Linked DNA regions of Homo sapiens: region 2 is linked to region 1. Evidence: chromatin contacts called from ENCODE POLR2A ChIA-PET data. All regions are on one chromosome and are shown on one strand. Each heading gives the region's core, a stretch centred on a gene start or an enhancer-like site at or near the end of the contact. The rest is flanking DNA. Distances are from core to core; before and after follow the strand shown. Region 1 overlaps CEMIP2 (cell migration inducing hyaluronidase 2). Region 2 has its middle 27 kb from the start of CEMIP2.

Evidence for each region. ChIA-PET counts read pairs that join two places held with the same protein, here RNA polymerase II (POLR2A).
Region 2: POLR2A ChIA-PET joins it to region 1 with 16 read pairs in activated T-cell. The contact joins two enhancer-like sites. POLR2A ChIA-PET finds 5 or more read pairs at or near these places in 6 of 52 experiments (HEK293, MCF 10A, OCI-LY7 and 2 more).

The regions. Positions count from the first base shown.
Region 1 is chr9:71,741,219-71,743,765 of GRCh38, reverse strand. All of the region lies in intron 4 of CEMIP2 (cell migration inducing hyaluronidase 2), which reads left to right. Among named protein-coding and RNA genes, the nearest start is that of CEMIP2, 26 kb to the left of the region's middle. Within about 2 kb of position 1,270, at least 5 of the 41 ENCODE cell types and tissues checked have a DNase peak (open chromatin) inside an H3K27ac peak, as active enhancers do.
Region 2 is chr9:71,794,269-71,796,815 of GRCh38, reverse strand. No RefSeq gene overlaps it. Among named protein-coding and RNA genes, the nearest start is that of CEMIP2, 27 kb to the right of the region's middle. RefSeq lists enhancers at 1,324-1,413, 1,950-2,498, 2,499-2,547. Within about 2 kb of position 1,280, at least 5 of the 41 ENCODE cell types and tissues checked have a DNase peak (open chromatin) inside an H3K27ac peak, as active enhancers do.

The sequences.
Region 1 (2,547 bases), core at 21-2,520:
ATATTTAGGAGATGCTAAGTGCTGGATACCCATGGATGCTTAGACGAAAGGACACTGTCTCAGAGCCCATGGTTAATCTAGTGGATAAACAGAGACCTAAATAGATGATGATCATACAGTGAGACATGCTGCAGTTACAGGGTGCAATGGGAGCGTGAGTATTAACAGAAGGAGCCTCTCAATTGGCCTAGTGAATCAGTACAGGCTCCCCAAAGGCAAGAGACTTGAAAGAAGTTCGGGAGCGTGCTGTGTAGACAGTGGAGAAGAAAGCTTTTTCAGACCAAGGGAATTCCATGTGCAAAACCTCAAAGGGTTTTTTTTTCTTTCTGGTTTTTGTTTTTGAAATATGATACACATGCAAAAAAGTGCCAAAAATAACAATGTAGAGCTTAATAAGTTGCCGCAATGTGATGCCTGTGTAGCCACCACCCAGGTCAAGAAATAGGACATTGCCAGCAGCCCAGAAGTTCCCTTCCTCCCCTCTGCTATGCATTAATCACTCTCTTCCCCACCGAAGGGAGCCATGCTCCTGAATCTGTGGGATCTACTAAAGTTTAGGTTTGCCTGTTTTTCAACTTTATATAAATGGAAGCCGACAATGTTATATTTTGTGTCCGGCTTCTTTGCACAGTGTTATGTTATTGAATGCTATTCATATTGTTGCATGTAGTGCTGGCTCATTTTCTTTTCTTTTCTTTTTTAATTTTAAATAGAGATGGGGGTCTCACTCTATTGACCAGGCTGGTCTCAAACTCCTGGCCTCAAGTGATCCTCCCATCTCAGCCTCCCAAATTGCTGCGATTACAGGCATAAGCCATGTGCCCGGCCGAGGCTCATTTTCTTTGCTGTTTATTTTCTGTCGTATGAATATACCACAGTTTATTTATTGGTGGCCATCTGAGTGGCTTTCCAGTTTGGACCTGTTACAAAATTGCTTCCTTAAATGTTCCTTGATCCATCTCTTAATGTACATGTGCATGTATTTCTATAATATATAAACCTAGGAGTGGAAGCATGATCTTTTCTAAGTTAGATACCTACTTTGTTTCATTATCCAGTAATGCCAGGGATTACAACTTGTATTTCTTCATGCTACTATTGTTTCTAGTTTTGCATGATCATTAGCTGTGACCATTTTGACTTTCTTAGGTTCCTCTCCCTACTGGTTTCTAAATTCCTTTTAAAATATTGCTCTTGATTTCATAGAGAACTTAGAGTTGTGATCTTTTGCCAGCGTTCCATTGCATTGACGTTATCTCCAATGTACATAAACACATAGGCCTTTGAAGATAATGTTCTGGTGCGCTGAAATTTTCCCTCAAGTGGAGGAGGGAAGTAGGAGTGTTTTGGAGATAATGTCGATAGAAGAGAAAGAACATTGTTTTATAGTTGCTGAGGCAGTTCTGGTAAAGAAAGGAAGCCTGTGATAATTCTTCCTCTCTTTTCTTCTCCAAATAGGAGATAATATATTGAGACATTCTTTATTTGATTCTTTCTGCTTTATCAAGTGGTATAAAACAAGCTACAAAGCATTGTCGTCCAAAGAGTAGCTAATCCATACAGGGGCGGCTGTGGAATTTGTAAGGGTGTAGGCATGCTTCGGTTAACTTTTATCTGTGAATATCTAGCCATCTGTCAGACACAGATTACATTTGTTATTTTTTTTCTAGAGTGGGAAGTTGACATTTTTCTTTTCGTGTTTTAAACCAGGAGTCTTAAAGCAGATTTTCTGGTTTTTAAAAATTGTCCCTTTGCGTTGATTGCTTTTGGTCACAAGTTTGAGCATGTCTCTCAGATATTTAGTATCAGAAATGTTTTTAGGCCGGGTGTGGTGGCTCATGCCTGTAATCCAAGCACTTTAGGAGGCCAAGGAGGTCAGATCACCTGAGGGCAGGAGTGCGAGACCAGCTTGGCCAACATGGTGAAACCCTGTCTCTACTAAAAATTAAAAATACAAAAATTAGCTGGGTGTGGTGGTGGGCACCCGTAATCCCAGCTACTTGGGAGGCTAAGGCAGGAGAATCGCTTGAACCCCAGAGGTGGAGGTTGTGGTGAGCCGAGATCACGCCATTGCACTCTAGCCTAGGCGACAAGAGTGAGACTCTGTCTCAAAAAAAAAAAAAAAAAAAAAAAACCAGAAAAGAAAAAGAAATAATGGTGTTTTCAAACACATTGCTGTCAACAAATAGACATATAGTATATAAAATTTAAAATCTGTTGGATAGTGATTCTACAGCTTTGATTTAATTTAGGAACGTTAAGAAATCTCTGCTGGCTGCGGTGGCTCACACCTGTAATCCCAGCACTTTGGGAGGCCGAGGCAGGCTGATCACCTGAGATGGGGAGTTTAAGACCAGCCTGACCAACATGGAGAAACCCCATCTCTACTAAAAGTACAAAATTGGCCGGGCGTGGTGGCACATGCCTATAATCCCAGCTACTCGGGAGGCTGAGGTGGGAGAATTGCTTGAACCTGGGAGGCAGGAGGTTGCGGTGAGCCGAGATTGCGCCATTGTACTCCAGCCTGGGTAACAAGAGCGAAACTCC
Region 2 (2,547 bases), core at 31-2,530, 53 kb before region 1:
TTACAGGCATGAGCCACTGCGCCTGGCCTAGACAGCAACTTTTATTGAAGCAGCAGTGTACAGCAGCAGCAGAGGTACTGGTTCTGTGGAGAAGGCCACCCCACAGGCAGTGTGCCCAGAGTGGCAGCTCAGAGGCAGTTCTGCAGTCATAGTTATACCCACTTTAAATTACATGCAAATCAAGGGGTGGATTATGCAGAAATTTCTAGAAAAAGAGTGGTAACTTCTGAGTCATTGGGTCATTGCCATGGAAAGGGGCAGAAATCTCTGGGTGTTGCCATGGCAATGGTAAACTGACATGGCACTCTTGTGGGCATGTCTTACAGAGAGGTATTTTTATCTCTTCCCTGTTTTAGCTAGTCCTCAATCTGGTCCAGTTTCTGAGCATCACCTCCAGAGTCCCACCTCCTATCTCACCTTGTAGACAACATTTCACATGTGTTGTCACAACTCATTGCTGGAGGAATCAAGCATGTCCTTTGGGACTCTACTGGGAGGGGACTGTACTGGGAGGGGACCGTACTGGGAGATGGCTCTTGGAAGCTTGTGCTTGGTTACTTCTGGACCTCGCCCATGTGCCTTTTCCCTTTGCTAATTTTTCTTTGCATCTATTTACTGTAATAAATTTTAGCCATGAATGTCATTATATTTAGATTTCTAGCAAATCACTAACCTGGGAGTGGTCCTGTAGATCCCTGACACAGCCTCCTTTACTAGATTTTTCTAAGTATTAAGTGTGATTATATTGGCATTATATTATAATAATAAGTAATTAATAATAAACACTAATAAATGAAAGATAGCAAAATTACCTTATGATAACATGGAAAACTTGAGTCATATGCTAAAGGACATGAGATGGAAAAAGAGCATTAGCCAAGCCTGAAATTTTCTGCACATTTTCCAAAGTGGATTTTTAAAAAATAACCGCAAATAAGTGCAGAGCTTTTTTTTACACTAGAACAATTAGGATGCCTTATTATTGTCTGAACTCTTCTGCTTGCTTGAGTCAATGAAAACTTTACACATATTGGCTAGATATATTCTCAGATATCTTCTGCATGTAAGCAAAGGGGAGAAATATTGTGCCGTTCTGAGCCTTTGAGAAAATTTGCCTTACCCACTTCCTGTGTTTAAAGAAAGGCAATGTATTAATATCTGGCAAGAGCACATTTGAGATCGAGACAAGAAGACAACAGGATGTACTTTCTTCTTGTCAAGATAGAACTTCATGCCTGGCTAATCAACTAGAAAGTCTGATTTTTGCATGCCTCAGGAAAAAGCAATCATAGGTGGTTTTGAGAGGAGGGTTCTCTAGTGTTTCCTTCCCTCAGAGCCGAGATCTTACATGTAAATTGATGCACTTCTTCCTGGGGCATCCAGCTTTCAACCACCTTCACATTATGTTTAGCAAAAATAGATGAAAATTTGTAGCCATGTGCATATTTTGATTACTGCTCCCGCTCATATACTCAGTGACATGAAAGACTGCCAAGCTTACATAGGACCTAGCGCAAGAAAAGGCTCCGCAGCAGGTCTGGGCCCTGTCGCTTGGGCCATATGATCCTGCAGATACACTTGCATTGGAGGTATCAGTTATGAGAAAAGATGCTATGTGTTCAGTGTGCAGATAGGTAGATTAAAAAGAGAGAAAGATGCTATATGGGTTTTGTGGCAAGTGCCAGTGGAAGAATCACAACTCAAGGCCTTGGGAATCTGGAGCAAGGCTATGCCATCTCTGGTGGAGAATCACATGCCTTTGGAAAAACTACTCCTACCATGCTACAAGGCTCTGGTAGAGACAGAAAGCCTGCCAATGGTTGCCAAGTGACCAGGCAGTGAAACTTCTCATTGTGATCTGGGGCAAATCAACCAAGTTATAAGATAAGGGGACACCAGCAGGAATTCATCCTAAAATGAAGGTGCTGCCGGACTGAAGAGAAGCAGGACCAGAGGGCAGAAGTAAGCTGCATGAGCAGCAGCGCAGACTGCCAATGTACCTACCACTGTTTTCCCATTGCTGCGCCCTCATAGCTGAATGGGGGATTCTTCATTGCAAGTTGAAAAAAGAGAAATTTGAGCTTGCTTTGTAGATTGCTCTGCCCTATGTATGAGTGCAAGCTGGAAGTGGATGGTAGCTTCTCCACAGTCTGCTCAAAGGTGGTCTTGAGAGACAGTGGCAGGGGAAAATCCTCCCAATAGGCAGTGCTTTGAGGAGGGCACTTGGCTAACCACTTTGTGTGGAAAGAGAAGTAGCTTGAGGTTAGGATATATACAAACTCATGAGCAATGGCAAATGGTCTGGTCAGCTGATTTGGGACTTGGAGGGAAAAAGATTGGAGGTCTAGGGGAGAGGGATGTGGATAGACATACGGGAATGAGCATAAAGTGCATAAAATGTGAACATCCACCAGAGAGCACCCTCAAAAGAGTCACTAAAAACCAAGTAGCCAAAATGTCCTAGCCAGTTGACTGACAGACATCTCTGTCATTGGCCACCCCAGTGTTGGCATGATAGACACACGAATCAAGTGACCGTGGTAGCAG